Linked DNA regions of Homo sapiens: regions 1 and 2 are each linked to region 3. A link is a loop called in an ENCODE intact Hi-C map of the cell type or tissue named here. Cell type or tissue: CD4-positive, alpha-beta T cell. All regions are shown on one strand. Each heading gives the region's core, and the rest is flanking DNA. Links, peaks and the distances in the headings are about the cores only. Region 1 overlaps GNG2 (G protein subunit gamma 2). Region 2 overlaps LOC101927598 (a long non-coding RNA gene). Region 3 has its middle 13 kb from the start of GNG2.

Evidence for each region. A loop is a pair of places that touch in the nucleus more often than their neighbours do. Peaks named below come from ENCODE experiments on the same cell type or tissue, not always from the same donor. Only the 100,000 strongest peaks of a DNase experiment are listed, where the experiment ranks them.
Region 1: a loop joins it to region 3, with 2.3 times the contacts of the local background. A loop is called at or near these places in 2 of 110 quality-filtered maps.
Region 2: a loop joins it to region 3, with 6 times the contacts of the local background. A loop is called at or near these places in 8 of 110 quality-filtered maps.

What each region holds. Positions count from the first base shown.
Region 1 is chr14:51,918,589-51,926,588 of GRCh38, reverse strand. All of the region lies in intron 2 of GNG2 (G protein subunit gamma 2), which reads right to left. Among named protein-coding and RNA genes, the nearest start is that of GNG2, 62 kb to the right of the region's middle. In CD4-positive, alpha-beta T cell, for the core only: no CTCF peak of the experiment used is centred there; no DNase peak of the experiment used is centred there.
Region 2 is chr14:51,776,604-51,784,603 of GRCh38, reverse strand. All of the region lies in intron 1 of LOC101927598 (a long non-coding RNA gene), which reads right to left. Among named protein-coding and RNA genes, the nearest start is that of GNG2, 80 kb to the left of the region's middle. RefSeq lists an enhancer at 4,515-4,584. In CD4-positive, alpha-beta T cell, for the core only: a CTCF peak has its summit at 4,296 (motif pointing right); a DNase peak (open chromatin) is centred at 4,333.
Region 3 is chr14:51,843,255-51,851,254 of GRCh38, reverse strand. It overlaps a transcript of GNG2 not described here. Among named protein-coding and RNA genes, the nearest start is that of GNG2, 13 kb to the left of the region's middle. RefSeq lists enhancers at 2,944-3,093, 3,655-3,714, 4,045-4,144, 6,679-6,778, 6,799-6,888 and 1 more. In CD4-positive, alpha-beta T cell, for the core only: a CTCF peak has its summit at 3,573; DNase peaks (open chromatin) are centred at 1,914, 3,874, 4,274, 4,524 and 1 weaker place; H3K4me3 peaks cover 1,265 bases; H3K27ac peaks cover 3,875 bases.

The sequences.
Region 1 (8,000 bases), core at 996-5,995, 75 kb before region 3:
GAGTCTCTTTATGCTTGGCTGTCTCAACATGAGAAGGCAAGTGCATGTATCAGTGGTCATTTTGGGTTTCTCACCACGTGCTGAGCACCAAAAAGGTGGCCTAGGTTCCTGGCCTTCCTACTCTGACTCCTGAAAAAAATTAGTCCAAAACTCATTCTACAGTCAGATATAAACTCTTTGTTTTTTCTTACACACGAGTCTACTTTTGTCCATAGTTTCTATGACTTGTTTAGAAGGGAAGAGATGGAATATTTGTGAAAGTTAAGATCTAAAATCTGCTTTTTGCTTTGTTCTTCATGACTTTTTTTCCCTAAATAAGCTTAAATGTGCCTTGGTGAAGCTTGGTGTTAGAAGCAAACATAAAGTCAAACTGATGATTTCAGAAGACTTCGGAAGACAGAAAAATGACATCATCAGATTGAGAACTTATTAAATACTGTTTCTTTAAAAATTAAAGTGGACAATTTTTTTAAAAATTGGACACTTTACCGTCTCAATGTCTCTAGAACTCTGTTTTCTCAGTCATTTGCTCAGCTTAAAAAAAAAAGAAAAAAGAAAGAAAGAAAAGAAAACAAATTAAACACAAAAACAACTGATCACTTCCTTGGAGCCTTTTTCTCTTTGGCCCTACTTCATCCTCACCTCTCCAAGTATATTTAAGACTTCAGGCCAGGTGCGGTGGCTCACACCTGTAATCCTAGCACTTAGGGAGGCAGAGGTTGGTGAATCACTTGAGGCCAGGAGTTTGGGACCAGCCTGGCCAACATGGTGAAACCCCATTTCTACTAAAAAAAAAAAAAATTACAAAAATTAGCCGGGCATAGTGGTGCATGCCTATAATCCCAGCTGCTCAGGAGGCTGAGGCAAGAGAGTCACTTGAACCTGGGAGGCGGAGGTTGCAGTAAGCTGAGATGATGCCACTGCACTCCAGCCTGGGTGATAGAGTGAGACCCTGTCTCAAAAAATAATATAAAAGAAAAGACTTCAATGTCAGGTCTTGCATAAGAGAATTTGAGGAGCAGGCCCTCAAGAAGGCAGTATCCTCCGATTTTCAGAGGAGCAGATTCTGAGCGCTTCCTAATTTGTGCACATTTTAATTATCTTTACCTACAATGGCTATACCATGGGTTGGGAAGAGGTTGGCCTCAAAGAGGCCCAGAATCTATTCAGGTCTATTGTCACCTGAATCCTCTGCCATATACTAAGTGGTCAAGTTACTTAAACATCCAGTCTCAGTTTTTCAACTGTAAAATGGGAACATTTTTGAAAAATTTTAACTGACATATATGTTATATTGTATATGTTAATTGTATTATGTGTTATATTATTAATTACATGATTGGATATAATAATTCATGGGGTACACAGTGATATTTTCATACATGTATACAACATGCAATGATCAAATCAAGGTAATTAGCATATCCATCACCTCAAACGTTTATCATTTCTTTGCATTGTGAACATTCAAAAATCCTCTCTTGTAGCTGTTTGAAAATACAAAATCAATCATTGTGAACTTTAGTTACCCTACAGTGCTATGGAACACTGGAACTTATCCCTCCTATGTAGCTGTGATTTTGAATCCTTTATAAAATGAGAGTTAAAGAATATACTTCTTAGGGTTACTGTGGGGATAAAAGAAGATGGTTCATGTCCAGTGCTTAGAATAGTGCCCTGTACACAGCGCAAGCTTAACAACTGCTGTGTGTTATTAGGATGATGAACACAAGAGCAGAGATGACAGGCAGCATTGTCAGACGTGCACGAGGACAGGATGTTTTCTAGATGCTAAGTGAGACCAGTGTTTACCTCCAATTATTTACACTTTCAGTAGGTCCTGGCTTTGGAAAATACCATGCTCAGAACTGTAATATAGTAGTACTGTGTCTCAGTCTATGTATTGCGGCTTGCCTAACAAGTTAAGATGAATCTCATCATGGAATTTTCTCCTTAGAGCAACTTAGCTTGTCAAGGGCTGTTTCTTCCTCAAGGTTCCTCTGCTGAATCTCAGAGCAGAAGTTTGTTGTGGCATTGACTCTCTTCCTCTTCCTTCTTGCCTCTGACCTGCTGTATTATACCTTCAAATAGCAAAGACTCTCACTGAGGTAACACATATTGGCCCAATCTTCCTAAATGTTTTATATTTCAAAACTACCTCTCCCATCCCATTCTTCTCTATTAACTAATCTCAACTCAAATGAATAAGCCTGATGATGTACTACTAATTTCAGGTAAAATGATTGGTAGTGATGACTGATATATAAATAGTACTTCACAATTTAATAGGGGTCTTCCATGTATAGTATGCCATTTTGACTTCATAGCTATTCTGTGATATTTAGGTGGGTGTTATCATTCCTATTTTCAGATTAAGAAACCGGGCTCAAGTGAATTAGCTGGCTTGCTCTAGTCTACAAAACTGTTAAGGGACCTCAGTTAGGAACCCAAAGCTGCTTCTGTGGTCTGTGAAGCCAATCTCAATATGATGTTAGTGGCTTAATTTATAAGGTATGAATGACCAATAGCTTAAGCCTATCAATAAATATGCACATTTAAAGAGAGACCTGAAAAGGATCATAATTTTATAACTACAGAATGAAGACTGGGGTAGGAAGTACAAATTCCAACATCTCTGAGCAGAGAATCTTTCTGAGTTTTGTTGCCCGTTCCTGCTGACCCGCATGATCAGCCCTAGGCAGAGGTGTCCCAGAGTCTGTTGAAGCTAAAGCTGAGTCCACCCCTACCCCAGGGAATCTGGGATCCTTTCCTGTCACAAGCAAGGGTTGTATTCCATTTGTATCTTAAATTCATATACATTTTACATTCTATTCCATGTCTATATACATAGTTTTAAATAAAATAAAGTGAAACTTTTACCATATTAATCTTGGCACATGGTTGCAATTTCTCCATTTAAGAAAGTGCTAAGATAGCATGAAATCCATTTAAGGTCAGCCAAACAAATATTTATTCATTAAATCAAATGAAGAACATATGTCTGTGTGTGTGTGTGTGTGTATTGTGTGTTTGTATATATATGTGTATATGTGTATATATATACACATATATATACACATACACACACACATACATATATTTGCCAATACAGAATATAAAATGTAAACATGTATATATATATATATTTGTGTATGTATGGGGAAAAGTGAACACTAACCATCCAATTTCACAGTTTCAAAAAATGTGAATCTCTACACCAACCCTCTCTTAACCTCTACAGTTCAAATCCAAATCTCAAACTTTCTGATTTGAATTTGCTTATCCCTATGTAATTCTAACTTAAGACCTAAGACCAAAAGGGAATCCTCTTTGAAATGCTCCCTCTCACTCTGGGCACCATCCTGAAGGTTCCAACAGAAAGGGCAACACATCAGCTTATCATGGCAGCAATTCGCCAGTCCACAACAGAAAAAAGCCTTAGACAGGCTCCAAGCATTTCCTGCTTAATGCCTATTTTCTCTGCTCAGTTGTCATTTTTAAATAACGGTATTTTGTGAAAAACAAAACCACCCTGTACGTGGGAAACCATAAAGAAAGTTATTTGCTAGAAAGAACTGCCTTGCTAACAAAACGTATGTTGGCACGTTTAAAGACAGAGCTCCTGGGGCTGCCTTGAGTAAGTCTTGCTGAAAGTGTCTGCATGGCATTATACACAAGGCTTTCCCTTCTCCTCTGCCCCCACCCTGCAGCCTTGGAAATTTGCAGTTGCAATCTTTGACTGGACTCTATTGAGACTTTCCACCCCCGGCTGCTCAGGAAACACATACCAGCAAACAGAATGAAAGGGCCTTTTATAAGCACGAGTCCGTTATGTCTTAAACAGACTCCCACAGAAAGGCTTTTTTGTTTCTTACTCTTTAGGAAAAACTGAGCTCCTTCTGAAAAGTCTTTGGAGAGAGAGAAGAAACCGAAGACAGGGAGAAGGCTCAAGGGAGGAAGATAGGCTAGGGACAAAGGAGGGGCAATGGAAATTGTCAGAGAGGTTGAACTCTACTTTTCTAAGGTAAAAGCGACAGTGTTGGATAGCCTCTGGTAGGGGTAGGGGTCAGGGTGTGGTTGTCAGGGCTAAGAGGGGAGTTGGCTGCTACTACCCCTTGGAGTCTTCCCCCTCGCCAACTACCACCATCCCCAAAAGAGGGAGTCATCCATAGCAAAAAACACTGAGAGACTCTAGTGCTCTGGTCTCCAGAAAAGTTTCAGGAAACTAGATTTTTGCTAAGTAAACTTAATTTCTTGTCTTCTTCTTCTCCTTTTCCTTTTATCTAAAAAGCTACATTTTCTGTTTTACAAGATCCACAAGCAATTTCTTTCCCATGATAGCATCCTAGTTTCTCACAGAAAAAGTAGTTTCTCTCTCTTTTATAAGAAAGCATAATCTCCATTATTTCAGACATCCCCAAATCACAATAGTCTGAATTGTCAGAGTTTTAGCTGTCAGAAGATTACACAAACACGCATATACACACAGAAAGTGGAAGAAATGTAAAAGTCTTATTAGTTCATTCTTTATTAAACATTTAATAACCACTTATAATATAACAGAGTCCAGGTGGTATCATTTATGAAGAAAATGCTAAAGAAAATAGTGCAAAGGAACAAAATGATAGTTTCAGAGATTTGGGTGTATTAAGAAATGAAGAGAAAATGATGCTGTTTATTGCAAATCTGTATGGGTTTAATTAAAACAGAATCTCTGTGATACACTAAGTCAGCTGAAGTTAATGCTTATACATTTTTAATGAATTTTTTCATAATTTGAAAAATCCTTTTCAAGTTTAATTTATGAGGTCTCATGTTGCTTAAGTAGAGCAAAAACCCATTGGCATAAGAGCATCCACCTCTCAGCCTCTGAAGTAATGGCATTGATTTCTCCTGCTTTGTTGTCCTGGCCGCAGGTGTGAAAGCATTATGAAGTAAGCACTAGTTCAATATCCTGTGTGCACCCCATCCTCAGGGGCTTAATTACCTGCCTGTGTCCCAAGGAAGAAGAGAGTCCCTGTGGGCATGAAATAAAGCATTCTATGGTTTGGGCCTTCTTCCAACAATAAAAAGTTGTGCTTTAAAACATGCCTAACACAAAGCAGGTTTGGTAAGAATTGTGGAAATGTCAATTATTGGTTCCCAAACACTATTTTGTTTATATGTTCACTCCAGGGTCTCGAGTATTCTGCCTCTTCTGGAGTCCAGGCTTTAGAAGAGGTGACCTTCTTTCAGGGAATAGTAATAGCAGTTAACACTTCTTACATACCATAATGCAGGCCCTAAGTACTTTACTAGATTAATTCACTGAATTCTCACAACACTATGCGGTGCATACTATCTTATCTCCCATCTTACAGTTTTGGAACGGGAGGCACAGAGAAGTTAAGAAATGTACTTAGTCACATAGCTGGTAGGTGACAGAGCTGGGATTTCAACCCTCACAATCTGGTTCCCAAGTCTGTACCTTTTTTCACTATACAATACAGCCTTTTAGGACACTGAATATGAAAGGACCTCAGAGATGACCTCATCTTAATTCTCTAATTTTATAGGAGAAAGAATGAGATTCAATGAAATTAAGTGACTTATCCAGAGGAATATGATGAGTTCTTGGCAATGTTTGCAGCAGAACCAAAATCACTCTAATCCTAATGAAATGTGTAAACACCACACCCTTCACCCCACCCAAAGAACTCAGGTTCTCCTAAGCAGCCCAGCTCCCATGTTTCCATGGCCCCAACAGTTGCAATTTATTGGGGCTATGGAAATTCATGATGTCTTGGTTGAGAAAGATCAACATCTGTACTGGCAGTAACACAGGTAAAATTCATGGTGAAGGCATCTTCCACTGCCTACATAGAATGAAATGGAAAGAGGGAATAAGAACCATTCAAGGAACATTATTCTAAGAGCTCAAAATCTCCGATGCTCACCTAGACCTTTCCATTTATAAATTCTCTCCAAAGTCAGTCTTTCCAATTGTATCTCATAGTTTCATGGCATTCTGTTCCTATTGTTCAGAGTACTTCTGTATCATAATTTGTAATTATATTCTGCCTTCTGTATCCGTAAAGTCAACCAACCATAGATTGAAAATATTTGGAAAAAATGGATGGTTACGTCTGTACTGAATATGTACAGACTTTTTTCTTGTAATTATTTTCTAAAAATATAGTATAATAACTATTTACTTATATTGTATTAGGTATTATAATTATTATAATTATTATATTGTATTAGGTATTATAAATAATCTAGAGATGATTTAAAGTATAGGGGAGGGTTTGTATAAGTTACATGCAAATACCGTTGTCCCTTGATATCTTCAGGGGATTGGTTTCAGGACCCCTGTGGATACCAAAATCTGAGGATGCTCAAGTCTTGCAGTCAGTCCTGCGTTAGTTCCAGATATGGTCCTCAGTATCTGCAGGTTCTACATCCCACAAATACCATATTTTTGATCCAACATTGGTTGAATTCTCAGATGCAGAACCCTCAGATACAAAGGGCCAGCTCTACAATATCATTTTATACAGGGACTTGAGTATCCATGGATTTTGGTCTCCAAGGGGGTTCCTAGAATCAATCCCCAACAGATACAGAGGGACAACGGTTTATATCTAATTGTGTATGTGTTTAGTTCTGCTCCCCAGCTAGACAGTACACTCCATGACAGGGGCCATATCTATTTTTATTTGCCTATAAATACCTAGAATCTGGTACATAAACAGGTGTTTGGTTAAAATTTGTTAAATAAACTTATACCAAAGCCTCAGCAACAGAGTGTTAAAAGATGATCTCCGTTTTGCCTGATAAACATCTGTTGTTCAGTGCTCATTATCTTTATTCAGTTACTGGACCATATCCATTACTAGGGCGGAACATGTTCAAACAAACAAGTCTCAATCAGCCAAAGCTCAGCTGCCTTACAAATCTACCTTTCATTCAGGGTCCAGGAACCCACTAGCTGGGACTGGTTATGTTGTCAAACCGTAATCATCAAACTAAGGAAAAAGACCAGTCTAAAACATCAAAATTGGGGATACATGTATTACTTTTAAATTCTGAGGGTAACTCATAGTATGTGAGCTGGATTTGCTACAAAACACTTCTTCTGGGGACCTGCTTGAAAGGCTAGATAAAACAATTTTTGTTTGGCATGTGCAAAATTTATATGTAAAGAGCTATGTTTAAAGACTTTAAAGATGTTCAAAAACAAATTATTCTTTTAACATTTTAAGCACTATTCTTACAATCTTGTTTTCACATTATTGCATTAAACACTTCCATTATTATCCACAAAGAAAAGATTTTTTGAGTAATATTAAACACCACTCCAGTTACTTCTGAAATAAAGCAAAGTGTGAATTAATAGAGTTTAAATTAATGAAGACTTTCTCTAAGTTATAAAATTTAGAGTAAAATTATAAAATTTAGAGTAAAATCATTAAAAGTTTTCTAGGCCGGACGCGGTGGCTCATGCCTGTAATGCCAGCACTTTGGGAGGCTGAGGCGGGCAGATCATCTGATGTCAGGAGTTCGAGACCAGCCTGACCAACATGGAGAAACCCCATCTCTACTAAAAATACAAAATTAGCCTGGCGTGGTGGCACATGCCTGTAATCCCAGCTACTCAGGAAGGCTGAGGCAGGAGAATTGCTTGAACCTGGTAGGGGGAGGTTGCGGTGAGCTGAGATCGTACCACTGTACTCTAGCGTGGGCGACAAGAGCAAAACTCAGTCTCAAAACAAAACAAAACAAAATTTTCTAAATTCTATTTCCTTGATGATGATACACAAGAATTTCTCCAAAAACAGTAACACCTTGTTTATTTCAACCCTTTTACAATGAAGGCAGTAAGAAAACAGATGCAAGTTCGTAGTTTATTTTGTGCCTAAGTAATAAATCTGCTTTAGTTTCTATTCTGTAGCTGATCTCCAAGTATAAATTGTCTTATTTTTGTGTTATATAAGTTAGTTTATTTTTTTACTTATTTT
Region 2 (8,000 bases), core at 2,034-7,033, 68 kb after region 3:
GCAAAAACCACAATTACATTTGCATCAGCCTAATAGCTAGGAATGAGAAAAACAGACAGGATAAAATATAGTCTAAGAAATGGAAAATGTTACTGTTCACTCTATTCCACCTGCACAGGAAGAATCTTCACATCCCACTTGGAGGTGTGCCCCTTTGCCTTTATCCTTATTTCCTTCCTGGAGATTGTACATAAATTCCTTATAAATGAAAAAGAGTCACTTTCTGAAAGTGTAAATTGAAATGTGCTGGCTGTATAAACTTATCAAATTAGTTTTGCTGTTGGAGGAAATCTTAATTAAAAGGCTGCTTTGAAATAAGGAAGTGTAATAAAACATTTTTCATTTTGTTTGCTTTCACGCCAGCCACATTCACTTTTATGATTTAATTTTTATTTTTCTTATTTAATGGATGACATTAGATTTGTCTTCCCAGCAGGTTCATTTTCAAAAAGTTAATGAAGTCAAGCTAAGCATATATGGTAGATCATTAGGGTTTCTGCTTACAACCACCAATATCCCATAGTCTTTGATTCCACTTTCTGTTTGGGGACACGATGGGATTTATCAGAAAAATGAATTCCTCTGTCTAAATACAGAGGACATAGCCACGTCCTCTGATTCATGTATTACGAAATCACTTGGGAACTATCAGAATTACAGAGGAAACAGCACCCCGTCCATCTTCTCCAAATGAGTAAATTTGCCATGAGATCACATTTTTTGTGGCTTTACACAATAAAGAATTGAACAAAAGTAAGATTTGATCTATGAGAATCAAAACTTGAGAATTTTTAAATTGGTGTGTAGTAACCCAGTGTTATTAGGGGTTAGGGATCAGTGTTTTAAGCATTTGTTGAAGGCTGGTGTCACTTAACTTTTTATAAAATCTTTTTCTTTGTTTAAAGGTGAGACTCGACCCTTCTTTTCCCACGTGAGGCTTCTTATGGAAAGAGCACAGGTATCTGGGGTCTAAAGGCCTTGGTTAGTCTGCTATTTCCAGCCAAGATGGAATAACAGGAATGGGATTTAAAATTCCTACCTGAAACAACCACAAAACTAGGGGTAAAAAAAATGAAAGAATGTTTTTCAAAACATGGAAAATAGGAAACAGTTCTGTGACACTTGAGAGATGGTAAAAAAAATGAGGTGAGCCTTACAATCTGTAGAGTCAGTGCGATTCTAAGTAAAATCTCAGAAATTTTTAAATAGAAATTGACAAGATTTGTACAGAAATGCAAAGGACCAAAAATAGTCAAAACAACTTTGAAAAAGAACAGCAAATTTGGAGGGCTTATCTACCTGATTTCAAAACTACTTATTATAATGCTATAGTAATCAGTATGGTATCGGCATAAAAATAAACAAATAGATCAATGGAACAGAATAGAGATTATAATAATGGAGTTACATATATCTGGTCAATTGACAGTTAACAACGGTGCAAAGGAAATTCAGGGGAGAAAGGATAGTCTTTTCAATAAGGGGTGCTGAAAAAAATAGATATCCGTTTGCAAAAAAAGTAAATAAATTTTAAAAACTCCAATACACATCTCACATCATATAAAAAATTAATCAGAATAAATCATAGACCTAAAAGCAAAACCAAAACTACAAAACCTTTAGAAGAGCATATAGGAGAAAATCCCTATGACCTTGGGTTACAAAGACTTGTTAGATACAGAACTAAAAACATGATCTAAAAAAATTTTTTGGTAAATTGGACATCATTAAAATTTGAAACGTCCATCCTCAAAAGACATTATTAAAAGAATGAAAAGGAAATCTACAGAATGAGAAGAAATATTTGAAAAATCACATATCCGATAAAATATTTATATATGAATATATAAGGAATTCACAAAACTCAATAATATGCCAACGAACAACCCAATTTTTGTAAGTGGGCAAAAGATCTGAACAGACACTTCACTAAAGAAGATATTTGAATGACTAATAGGCACATGAAAATATGTTCAACATCATTAGTCATTATGGAAATGCAAATTAAAATCACAATGAGATGTTACTACCTATTACAGTGTCCAAAATGGAAAAGACTAACCATACCAAGTATTGGCAAGGATGTGGAGTATCCACGTATGAAATTCTCATACATGCTGGTATGACCATTTCGGGAAGACAGTTTAGCTGTTTGTGAAAAATCTAAACATATACTGATCAAATAATGCAGACATTCCATTTTTAGATTTTTACCCCAAAGAAATGAAAACTTAGGTCTGCTGCAAATATTTTCACGTCAGTGTTTATAGAAGCTTTATTCATTATAGCCCCAAAGTAGAAATAATCTAAATGTCCATCATCAAAAGAATGAATAGTGGCATACCCATCTAAAGACACATTCCCTAACAATAAAATGGAATAATACACAAAACAACAGGAATGAATCTCATGATAATTATGCCAATAACGCTAGACAAAAAAGCATATACACTATATGTTTCCATTTATGTAAAATTTGTATAAAATGAAAACTATAGTGACAGCAGATCAACGGTTGCCTGGGGATGGCAGTGTGGGGGTGGAGACTGGGGGATTCCAAAGGGGCATGAGGAAATGGATGGGATAAAGGATATGTTCATTATCTTGATTGTGGTACTGGTCTCATGGGTTTATACTGTCAAACTGATCAAAGATCAAATTTTGTATTTTAAATATGTGCATGCAGTCTATTGTATGTCAATCATACTTCAATAAAGTTGTTTAAGAAAAAGGCCTGTCTTCAAGTCACAGTTGTGTAATCTCAAACAAGTGTTTTCACCTCTCTGCACCTGAATTCCCTCAAGGGTCAAATGAGGAGAATAACACACACCTCACAAGGTTGCTGTGCCGGGCGAGATTCTGTAGCAACAGCCCTGAAAAAAGCACTAAATCAACGCCATGGAGAGCATCTTGTCTTCCCTGTAAGGAAGTTAATTTTCCGATTGATCCCTCAGCAGAATGGCAGTGTTCCCTCTCTAGGTCGTCCCTTTTATCTTCAGAAATCAAAGAACATGACTTTTGAAGCTAGAGTCGTTAGATCTCTTAAATGCCTTTAGAAACAACGTTAGATGGGGAAAAATGAGAACACACAGGAAATTAAAAAGCAACAGCATAAGCATCTGCAGCTTTGTTGAGCACTTGTGAAAATTGGGCTTGCCCTACCATCAAAGGACACAATAAATTTAAGCCATCTGACCTATGTGTAACCCCTGCACACACACAAATGAATATATGTATCATATTCATATGATACACAATTATGAAAGGAAAATAAATTTAAAAAAAATAAACCACAGCCAGGCACGGTGGCTGATGCCTGTAATCCCAGCACTTTGGGAGGCCGAGGCGGACGGATCACGAGGTCAGGAGTTCAAGACCAGCCTGGCCAACATAGTGAAACCCCGTCTCCACTAAAAATACAAAAATTAGCCAGGCATGGTGGTGCATGCCTGTAGTCCCAGCTACTCCGGAGGCTGAGGCAGAAGAATCGCTTGAACCTGGGAGGTGGAGATTGCAGTGAGCCAAGATTGCCCCTCTACATTCCAGTTTGGGCAACAGAGTGAGACTTCGTCTCAAATAAATAACAAATAAATAAACCGCATATGCTTTAGAGTCAGACTTTGAATCAGATCCTGACTCACTGGCTCCGTGACACCTTGGACAGCTCCCTCAATCGTGCTAAGCCTCAGTTTTCTCACTTGTAGAACACTATCCTGGAGTAAGAAACTGGAAAAACAAACAAACAAACAAACAAAACCATGTAAAATACCTAGGACAGTATCTGGCACAGGATGGAGCTCAGTGAAACAGCTTCCCTAAGGTAACACACCAGACTGATCACACTTGAATTCAAACCTCCTGGTCCCAGGTCAATAATTTTTCTATTATCCTCTGTTGCTAGTTTACCTGGGTAGTCTGTGGCAGAGGGGCAATTAGATACCGGGTGTCTTAACTCTCAGTCTGGTGTTGTTGCCATTGCACAAGGTCATTTTTAAGAAATCACCACTAATGAGAATCTATTAATTAGGGGGAAAACGGCACCTAGAGATGGAATCATACTGGTTGAGGGACCAGGGAAAATCCCTTTGGATCCTATTCCAATGCTACTAATTACTACCAGGTCAGTCCCCAGTGTGACACCTGTCCTTCCACTGGTCATTCCCTGTTTGCCATTGTCCCTGCAGCGGAACCCTTTCCAGAGCTTTCTACCTGGAAGCCGCATCACCCCCGCCACTCGCGCCCCTCGCCTCCGCCACCCCAGCACTGGACTGGGCGGGATGTTGGGAGTACATAATTGTTGTTGTGGCGGCTCTCAACCACAAGATGGCAGCACATGACTCTCTTTCAGAAAAGAAACCTGCAGCAGGGGAATTTTGCAACCTGGCACGTTTCAATTAAGATGAAAATATATTTTTAGAAGTTGCCTCCGTCACCCTTCAAATGGTAAGCATAAACCAAAGAACACAAAAGGAGACTGCTAAGGCATGAGGATTAGGGATGAAGGGAAGACTAAAGTAGACAGTCCCTGTAGAGGTGCTTGGAAGCTGTAGGATTTGCCTTCTTGGTGTTTGCACTAGGTCTTGTTGCTGCTCTCTTCTTTGTTCACATTCTTGCCAGAGCTCATAACTCCAAAATTAACTATCCTAGGGGTCTCTGTCCTTGATCGAGTCTATCTGAGCCTTGACCAGGCTTTAAAATTCTGAATTCCTCTATTTCCATTAAGATGTGAGTGTATTCCTTATTTCTTTTCCCATAATATCAAGGGCACGGGGTTTTTTTTGTTGTTGATGTTGTTGTTTTTTACATTTCTCTGCCTGTTCTCTGCTGCTGCACGTCCACTTCAGACATCATTTATTGTTGTGATTATGCCGGTATCAGGAGATGGAGTGGATTTCAATCTCCATCCCACCTCAGACACACCAAGGTCTGAGCTAAAGTAGTCCTAGCTACCTCAGCACCTCGGCCCCAGGTAGCCCTCTGCGGATGGGTTCTCATCTTCTTTCCAAGTTCTTCCTTCTCACCTGGAATGTAAACACCTGTGAAGGGCAGAGTGTGGCACCTAGGGCATTTTAAACTCCTCCTTGGGAGCTCATAAATCCTTTTTTTTTTTTTTTTTTTTTTTTGAGATGGAGTCTCACTCTGTTACCCAGGCTGGAGTGCAGTGGTGTGATCTCGGCTCAATGCAACCTCCGCCTCCTGGGTTCAAGCAATTCTCCTTCCTCAGCCTCCCGAGTAGCTAGGATTGCAGGCATGAACCACCATGTCTGGCTAATTTATTATTATTATTTTTTAGTAGAGATGGGGTTTCGCCATGTTGGCCAGGCTGGTTTCGAACTCCTGACCTAAGGGGATCTGCCCGCCTTGGCCTCCCAAAGTGCTGGGATTACAGACGTGCACCAACACACTTCGCTGATTTTTGTATTTTTAGTAAAGACGGGGTTTTACCATGTTGGCCAGGCTGGTCTCAAACTTCCAACCTCAAGTGATCCACCAGCTTGGCCTCCCAAATGCTGGGATTTCATAAACCTCATGTTTCAAGCAAGAGAATATTTTGATTACCTAAAGTAATTAGAAGCCCTGCGCTTAAATTGGGAATCATCATCTTTCCTATTAGGTCTTGAGGAAATGTGATACAGACGCATAGACAAATAATCGGAATATAAACTCCTGAGGGAGTGGAGAGAGTTGGTTAGTGATGATTCCTAATGAAGAAGTGAGCAGGGGTTAGCTAGGCTTATCTGGAGGCGGGGCGCTGGGGTGAGGAAAGGCATTCTCTTTAGAGAGCAGTACCTAAGGGGTGGAAGTGAGAAACAGCAAAATGCAAGCAAGCAACCATGGGCAGCTCTGTCCTGTGAGAGAGTAAAGCACGGAGAGTCAGTAATGGATAGGCTCTTGCCATAGGCAGTATAGATCATAGGGTGCCTTTGTATAGATCATAGGGTGCCTTGTACGCCATACAAAAGGGCTGGGTCTCCTGCTCTAGGTGGTGGATGGTCGCTCAAGGGTTTGATGAAGACAGTTCATATTTCAAATAGATTGCTGAACCCTTAAGGTGGAGGAGATATTTAGGAAGGCTATTCCTGTAAGTAGGGACCCAATGGGGGCATGGTTGCAGTAATGCAGGAAAGAGACAAAAGGGGTCAGAGTCGGGATATGGGACAAGATACAGAGGGGCATTTAGGAGCCCACTCAGGAAGACCCCATCAACTGGTTGGATGTAAAGCTGAGGAAGTAGAGACGGGTACAGCGATTACATTCTGTAATGTAATGGGCGCTGGATGGGAAGAGGAGAGAGGTGGGTGATGGGGTGGGGCTGGTGAAGTGGAGCTAGTGGGGTGGGGACTAGGTAGGGCTGAGCTGGGTATGGGGAAAAGGAAGCTCTTGTTTTGTTGTATTTTGGGGATTGTTTAGAACAGGAGGGCGCTTGACACATTTAGGGACTGAGCGGGGAAGAAACAAGTAGAGTGTGATAAATTGAAGGTGCAGGAGAAAGATGAAGAGGCACGATCCTAAGAGGACTGGAGGAGGCTCAGGTGAGGAGCATGGGCTTTGCAGGAGGGTGTGTGTCTTTTTCCCTGAGACTGGAGGGAAGACCATCAGGCTGGGTGGATGGGCAGAGATGACTTTGTTAAGTGAGAGGGCAGGAAGTGGACTCTGCAAAAGAGCAGCAGAAAAAAGATTAGAGGTGGGAGATCTTGGAGAACCGTGTAGCCTGGTGGCCACCAGCACAGGCTCTGGAGTCAGGCTGACTTAGATTGCAGTGCCAGCTCCACCACTTACTGGCCATTTGGCCTTGGGCAAACTCTCTGATCTTTCTAAGGACTCAGTTTCCTTATAAAAGGGGATGATAAGACCTCCCTCATAGGATTATTGCGAGAACGAAATGAGATTCCATGCATTCTCTGAAGGAGATTGACAATGATGAAGACCATGCAGCAAATCGAGGAGCTAAATATGCCAGACAGATTTCATGGTCTAAACAGTTTATATGTCTTTTGATTGCCTCCCACAAGACTGAAAATAACTTGGGGGTAGGGGTCATATGTCTTGCTTTTCTTGGTCTTCCTGGCATTCAGTGCAATGCCTGCTTCATCAAGGGCTCTCAGTCAAGTTTGTTAAATGACTGAATAAATCAATTGCCCAGTCAACCCAACCATAGCTCCAGCTTCCAACTGCCAGACTGTGCACTTCCCATTCTACCGCACTACCTTTCTTGGTCCAGCCTTAACGTCTCTGTTTACCAACATTGTTACACTATTTGTGATTACTAAAGAGTAACAGTTCCTTGAATTGGGCACTATATTTTGGTTCTGGAAATGCAAAAGCACATTATTGTTTATCATGGAAGTCAGGTGATCTAGTTCTGCTAGTTAATTGACTAATTAACTACTAATTAATTAGCTAATAATTAAGTTAATTAATTCCTAAGAATTAAAAAGGAAAGGAGAGGGCGATTTATTGCCAGAGAGGCTTCTCTAAGTGTTTTTATGGCCACTTTCATCCTGTGTGTGACTGAGCTTTAGCACGTTGACCAGGTTAAGGATCTGGATGCCAGAAAAGCCACACCTGGGCCTGGTGGGGCAGAGAAAGGGCTGCTGCAGCCATGGAGCCAGCGCTCTCAGGCCTCAGCGGTTTCAGGTGCCCCAGCCAAGTGAGAGGCAGAGTGGGCGCTTGGCCGCTGAGAGAAGGTCAAGACATGAATAATGGAGGCCACAGGCACACCTTCCAGAGCTGTGTCTGCTTGCTAGGCTTTTCAACCTTGGCCACCCCACCTTTAAAAAAAAAGAAAACCTTTAAAAACATGAAAAGACCCAACATCTCCTTCCTTGCCCATCTCTCTCTCTCTCCTCTGCCCCCTCAGATGAAAGGCAGCAATGCAGCTAAAATGTTCCCACAAACGTTCAGGTACAGGGGAGCTGTCAAGATCAGCGTGCCACGGAGGCAAAACAAGGAACTTGGAAGAGCCATAAACTGCACACCACCCCCTCCTCAAATAACCC
Region 3 (8,000 bases), core at 1,011-6,010:
ACACCAGATTATCTCCCCGCTCCAAGGGAACCTGTTTTATAAGCTAAGGGGCTGGTTTCTCCCACTTGGTATCTGGAAATGTGTTAATTTGTCATCAGTTTCTAGGGCTGATGGAGGACAAAAATCATCCTTCCACCCTCTCTAGATTTGGGTGCAAATGTTCCTGAGGCTGCCTTTTCTTATAATCAATTAACTGGGATAACATTGTGTACATAAGCTCCACGGTGGGTTGGCATTGCCTATGCAGGTGATATGCTTTGGATATTTGTCCCCACCCAAATCTCATGTTGAACTGTAATTCCCAGTGTTGGAGGTGGGGCCTGGTGGGAGGTGTTTTGATCATGGGGGTGGATCCCCCATGAATGGCTTGGGACATTCCCTTAGTGATAAGTGAGCTCTCACTCTGAGTTCACAGGAGATCTGATCACTTAAAAGTGGGTGGCACCCCCCTCCCACTCTCTCTCTCTTGCTCCTGCTTTTGCCATGTGATGTGCCTGAACCCTCTTCACCTTCTACCATGATTGTAAGCTTCCTCAGGCCTCCCTAGAAGCTGAGCAGATGTCAGCACCATGCTTCCTGTTCAGACTGCAGAATGGAGAGCCAATTAAACCTCTTTTCTTTATAAATTATCCAGTCTCAGATATTTCTTTATAGCAATGCAAGAACAGCCTAATACAATGGACTCTACATGTTCCCCAGTGCCCAGAAGAAATGTTTTTCTGCTTGTAATCTGTTCTTTTCCTCCGACTGTCAGTAACCATAGGTCAGCAATTTTTTAGCCTCATATGTGCCACAGAAGACAAGAAATTTTCACTGGTACACTTGGTAGATTTCAGGAATAAACAGAAGAAAGAGAATAAGGAAGAAGATTAGGAGGGAGGGGTTTATTTTTTTCATGAGAGCTGTTTTTTAAATAAGATTGCCGCAAAGAGAACTCAAATGGGAGCCACATAAACAGGCAATTTTAACAGCCACATAAGAGGCAACTTACTTTAAGAGGAAGAAATATGAAAACTTGCTTCTAAAATTAAGGGTGGGAGTGCAAAAAACAAAAATAAAATCTCCAAGGAACAGCCAAATGAAAACAACAGAAGCTGAAGAAAGAGAAAGGACCAAGAGGCAACTATGCTGCTTTCAAAACTCCCAGAAACAAAGTTTTAATTCCGTGATTAGTATTAGTCTTTTTAGGGATGGAGTTGGGTTGGGAGGAACAACTTTTTGGTTTAAAAAGGATGGGGATATTACTGGAATTGGCCATTTAAAAGCATTTATTTTTTATTAGGCAGGCATGGTGGTACCCGCCTATAGTCCCAACTACTTGGGAGGCTAAAGTGGGAGGATCACCTGAGCCCAAAAGATAGAGGCTGCAATGAGCTGCAACAATCATGACACTGCACTCCATCATGGGCAACAGAGTGAAACCTTGTCTCAAAAAAAAAAAAAAAAAAAGCATTTGCTTTGTATCTAAAATTAGGTATAATTTATACATTTGAATATACAAATATTTATTGGAAGTTTACTAGGTGCCAGAAGGAAACAAAACAGTGTTTCTGATCGCATGGATTTTACATGATAGTGAGGGAATGCAAAAATAAAATCATTAACAAATAAATATGTCAGGTAGCATTAAATTTTGAGAAGAAAAATAAAGCAGTGAAGGGGAACAGAGCAGCAGGAATGTACCCAGTATTTTAAATTGAATGATCAAGGAAGGGTGCTGGTTATTCTCTGATCGCCATCTCCTCCCTCACCCTTTTCAATTCATTCTCCACTTTGCTTTGCTCTCCAAGATGGCCCTCAATTATTTCTTGGCTTCTACTGTTCATACTCTGGTATAGTCTCTTCCCACACTGAGTCAGAACTGATCTGTGTGACTAATAGAATGTGGCTGAAGTGACAATGTGTGATTTTTCAAGGCTAGGTCATAACAGGCCCTGTAGCTTCCACCTTGGCCTCCTTGAGCATTTGCTCTGGGGGAAACCAGGTGCCATGTTGTGAGGTCACTCAAGTTGCCCTGTGGAGAGGTCGATGTGGGGAGGATCTTAGGTCTCCTGTCAACAACCAGCACCAACTTGCCAGCCATGTAAGCGAGCCACCTTGGAAATGGATCCTCCACCCCAGACAAGCCTTCAAACAACTGACATTTTGACTGTAACCTCAAGTTAGACTGAGGGCCAGAAATGTTAAGATAAGCTGCTCCCAAATTCCTGACCCACAGAAACTATAAGAGAAAAAAAGTATATATTGTATGAAACCGCTGTTTTGGGGATCATTTGTTATATACCAGTAGATAACTTGTATAGTACCCAGTACTTCATTACTCCAACTCCCTCGATCTCTGATTTCCATCTGTGTTAGACCAGCGGGTAGAAAGTGAGGTCAGTGTGTCTATTCCTCAGCATTCTTCTCTGGTCCTGGTTTCCTTCCTCAAGAACCACAACTTCTTCTGGGCAGCCCCACAGGTGTCCAGGACTGCAAATCTCTGCATTCCTCCAACACTAGCCCATTCGAGCCTAGGTGTGGCATCAGATCTTGCTGTTGGTTTCCTGATCCCCACACATACCTCTGTAAATACTCCCTTCATTCTCCTAAAAATGGTGTGCCTTCTATTTCCTAATATACCCAGGCTGATACAAACATCCTCCTGCAGGAGAAGACATTTAGACAGAGACCTGAAGGAAGTGAGAGGAGGCCTCCTAACATCTAGGGAAGAATATTTCAACAAGTGCACAGTACTCTCCCCTGAGACTGCAGAAGTTGGGTGTGTTCAGAAGCATCAAGGAGGGGTCAGCATGGATAGAGCAGAATGCACACATAGGGTATAAGGATGGGGCAGTAGTCGGGGGCTATACTTCATAGAGTTTTGTTGGTCACGGTTGTATTCTGAGTGTGATGTACAGCCACGGGGTGGGAAATGGTCTGAACAAGGGCATGACATGATCTGACTTGCATTGTGAGACCAGAATGACGCTAGCCAAAATAGAAACTAGAACAATGAGGAGGGCCTTTTGGAATTTAGAAAGATGATGTTGGCTTGGCTTAGGATGACAAATAGTAAAGGCAAGGGGGAGAGATTGGATTCAGGCTCTATTTTGAAACTAGGGCTATAAGAATTTGCTGCTGACTTGGATGTGAGGGAAGGAGAGTAAGGGTGAGGAAGACTCCAAAGTGAATGGTGACTGGTGGAGCTATTTACTAGGATGGACTCAAGAGAGTGGAGGGGGCAGTGTGGAGTGAAGAGGGAAGGAAATCAAGAATTTGTTCATCTCAATTTCCAAAGAGGAAAAAGGAAAAGCCTAATCTTCCACTGTTAAAAAGGAAGATGAGAGGTAATTTTTCATTTTACAAAAAAAAAAAAAAAAAAAAAAAAAAAGAAAAAGGACCTGTATTCATAGAGTAACATCCCTATGTCCTGGCCTATTAGAATATCGCCATTAGAAGACTTTTTAAAATCAAGGAGCACATTCTCAATTTTAGTTGGAAGTGCGATCACCTCTTGGTAATTTGACTCTCCAAAGGTCAGACTAAATAAATCCAGGAGCTAAGGCCTTCTGAGGGTCCATGGCCCCTCTCGTCTGTGATAAAACTCAACCCGCCTGTAGGTGGAAGATTCTACACCACTGAGGATTCTAATTATCCTGCCTGTAAAAGATAATCTCACTGGTTAACTTCACATGACTTTCTTTTTTTTAAATTTGAAATGTGACTACCTTCAGCTCCAGGATGTGACAGGAAACAAGACTCAACAGATACTTCCGCTTTTCTTGGGACAGCACCCTTCAGCCCACTTCCGTAGTCAGGGCTACTCTTACCATAAAAGTAGAGCTGTGCCCCCACCCAAACCAAGAGGCTCACTTCTTACACAACGTCGGTTACCTGCTTTTCCTTTGCAGACTTGAAGTGTCAGAGAATCTGCCAATTGGGGTTGACACTCCCGCTTACAGACTTCCCTCTACAGACGCTGCAGAGACCAAGTGGCATTCGTCACCTCTCCTCTGTGCTGAGGGGAGAAGGCGACGCCCTGTGCCTCATGGTGGGGTCAGCTGCATGCTCACTCCCACCCTCCCAGTCTGCAGCCTGCCTGGGGATGCCAGTTCACAGGCCTGTCTTGATGCCAACGGGCGTTTGTTGTTGTTGTTGATTTCATAATGACCTCTGTCTAAAAATTCTGTAGGCTTCCAGGAAGGGACACAGCATACCGTGATAAAATGGATTTTTCCACCCCTCCCCCCCTCTGGTTACCATGGAAACTCTGAATGACTGATTTCCTGGTTGCCATGTAGATGCAGTGGGATCCCAGCCGCTGCACCACACAAAGACGTCAGTAAGAATAGCGAGAAAACAAAACAAAACCAAAAGAATCATGTTTGAAAAGACAAAGGATTGCATCTCAAGCTTTCTTCTCTCACACAAAAGTGGAGGGAAGGAAGCAATTGTAATTAGGAATGGTGCCCTTCCTGGAGTAGGGGTGCATGCACCTGTCCCACATGGGAGGGAAGACTGGAAAAAGGGGAAATCCCTTTTTTGTAGCCAGGGGTGTTGGCATGGTGACGGGCAGGCAGATGCCATTCTCAGGTGACTAGAGCCCTTCAGCACTCAGCCTGCGTTCCACCAAGGAAACCTGAAATATTCAGCTGGGTGGCAGAATTAAGTTAGGTAGAAAACAAAGCAAAAAACAGGTCGCACACACATTTTTTTAGAATGTTCTTCTTTTTATAGTTCTAAATTTTAGAATTAAGATTCCAAATGCTTGAATTTAATATGGGGTTGAGGTTGAATTTTTACTTCTATCCAACAACTTCAGAGAATTAACAACAAATTTAGCTGCTTTCCTGTCTTTTTAAAATTGATTTGTAACAGCCTGATAAAACCACATAAGAAAAATTGATTAATCCAGGTTTATATGGTTTTCATAACCTAGGTATTATCCATCTTTAGTAATATGTATGATGAGAACTTGTGTGTGAAAAAAATTGTATGTAAAAAATATTCTATATTACTCCAAATATATACAAAAACTAAAATGGTTGATAACTCACCTCCTTGATTTTTCATGATTATATCTGAGTCAAGTAGTTTAAAATTAATCTGTTTTTCCTTTTCCAATATCCACCTTTCTGCCTTTTGACAAATGGTTTATACATTTTAAAAACTGAATCTAGTAGGATTCACAGAGTTACTGGTGCTTTACTGTTAATTTTTGGCAGCTGAATCACAAGGTCATTTTGTAATACCTATCTTGTCAAAGGTGGAAGCTGCAATGAACTGGAGTGTCCCATGTTTTATAGATGCTGGAGCAGTGATGTCGAGACAAAACTCTGTGCCCGGGGGACTACAGAGCACAAAGAGGATGGATCCAGCCCTGTAACTACCATTTCTTAATATTATTTCCAGCATATACCACTGACTCATCACTCAGGCCAGCACGTCCCAAACTGGATCAATAGGTGGCACGCAGGGTAAAAAGTGCAGATGGGGAATTCAGAGCTCAAATCATTTTGCAAAATCTTAGGTTCAAGAACATTGACCAGGTTTATTTACCATGGGACTTCTCGGGGCTTTTGATATTCTGACATCTGGGATGACTCTCTGAGAGGGAGTTCTACAGAATAAGAATGGCATTTCCCAAACGTATTTGGCCACTGAGTACTGCCTTCACAGAATCTCTCGTAGTTCTTCAGAGCATACTTTGAGAAATGCTGGGCAAGATTGCCTCTAAGATCTAATTATAGTTTAAAGATCCATGGATATTTATTTATTTATTGAGACAGGTCTCACTGTCACCCAGGTTGGAGTGCAGTGGTATGATCTCAGCTCACTGCAGCCTTGACCTCCTGGGTTCAGTCAATCCTCCCACCTCAGCCTCCTGAGTAACTGGGACCACACAGATGCGCACCACCATGCCTGACTAATTTTGGTATTTTTTTGTAGATATAGGGCTTCGCCGTGTTGCTCGGGTTGGTCTCAAACTCCTGGGCTCAAGCAATCCACCTGCCTTGGTCTCCCAAAGTGCTGGCATGAGCCACTGCACCAGCCTTTATTTATGATTGAAAATTACCTATTTTTAAAAAGTGATTTGGCCCATATGATACACTAATTTAGCCCATAGAGAAACAGATTTTTAAGAGAGCCAAGAGAAAAAAAACAATTCACAATAAATTCAGTGTTTTTTATCTATTTTAAATCAAAGCAAGAGCACCAAGTTGTTTCAATAAAAATTGTGGCAGGAGGGCTGGGCATGGTGGCTAACGCCTGTAATCCCAGCACTTTGGGAGGCCGAGGTGGAAGGATCACGAGGTCAAGAGTTTGAGACCAGCCTGCCCAACATGGTGAAACCCCATCCCTACTAAAAATACAAAAAATTAGCTGGGCCTGGTGGCGTGCGCCTGTAATCCCAGCTACTCAGGAGGCTGAGGCAAGAGAATCACTTGAACCTGGGAGGCAGAGGTTGCAGTGAGCCAAGATCATGCCATTGCACTACAGCCTGGGTGACAGTGTGAGACTCTGCCTCAAAAAAAGAAATTGTGGCAGGAGGTAAAGAGGAACAGATACCAAGGCCATGGTGTGGTGCCTCCAGCTGGGAGTCAGCTGGAAACTATGGTAGGTTCTCCCGGGAAGGAACCACCAATGCTCAGGGGACCTTCTTGGAACTGAGTCCTCTTCCGTGGAGGTTTTGGGGCTTCCATCTGACCATATTAACTCTTTATATAACACTCCTCTCCACCCACACACACACACACAGGGCTGTCAACAACAGCAGAGTCACCAGCAACTTCAGCTCCACTGAAGCCAATGAAGAAAACAATGACTTAGAGAAACTCCTCCTCCTCTTCACTGTGACATCATGAGTCAGAAGGGGACAGTCTCAGACATAAGATCTGCCCCCTACCCAGCCTAGTCCAGCTTACCCTGGGGAGAGAGAGTTTGAACCATATATGAGATGGGAAACCAGACCAGATTGTTTTAATAAACACAAGTGACGACTTATGAGTTATGACAGAGAATCAAATATTGTTAAGGGGACTGGGTCCCTAGAGGGAAAGGAGAGCCAGTGACAGGAACACACAGCTGGTAGCAGCCATTTGCAAGATAAAACTGCTCCATGTTTCTGCCTCAACAAATTGAATGTCTTCAATCAAACTGGTTGAATATCTGGGACAGCCACGAGAACAAAGTAGGAAGGAGCAGAGCGAACTGAGAAGAGAACACACAGCCAGGAGATGCACAGAAAGGAGATACATTTCCTTTGCCTGAGTCACCAGAAGAGTCTTTAGAGCCACGGTGGAAACCAAGGTGGTGACCAAGGGGTGGGGAGGAGAAAGGGGGCCTTGCAGGCTGAGGCCACTGGCTGCTTGGAAGCATGAGTTGGGGCAGAGCATGGCTTATTCTGTGAGCCATGAATAGCTTGGCATAGTGGGACCAAAAGGCCAGGCTGTGTGGGTGGGGTGGACTGAAGAGGTGGGCTGGGGTTAATTGAGGAAATACCTTCCATGGCAATTCAATCAAAATGGAAACATGAGGAACCATTAAAACTGTTAGTCAAGAGGACTGATGTGACTGGGTTTGCATGTTGGAAAGACTGCCCCATAACAGTGTGGGATAGGCATTGAAAGAAAGTAGGGTTGAGGGCAGGAGCAGAGTGGACACACTCAAAATATTTGAGTTTTTTTTTTTTTTAACTTTAAGTTCTGGGATGCGTGTGCAGATCGTGCAGGTTACATAGGTATACATATGCCATGTGGTTTGCTGCACCCACCAACCTGTCATCCAGGTTTTAAGCCCTACATGCATCAAGTGTTTGTCCTAATGCTCTCCCTCCCCTCACCCCCGACAGGCCCCAGTGTGTGATGCTCCCATCCCTGTGTCCATGTGTTCTCATTGTTCTATATGAGGGGTTTCTATAGCAGTTGGCAGTCAGGTGTCTGGGTATGTCTGTGAGGAGGTAAGAGAGAGAGAAGAGCAAGAAAGAGGAGGTCAGCATTAATTCCAAGAGTAAGACA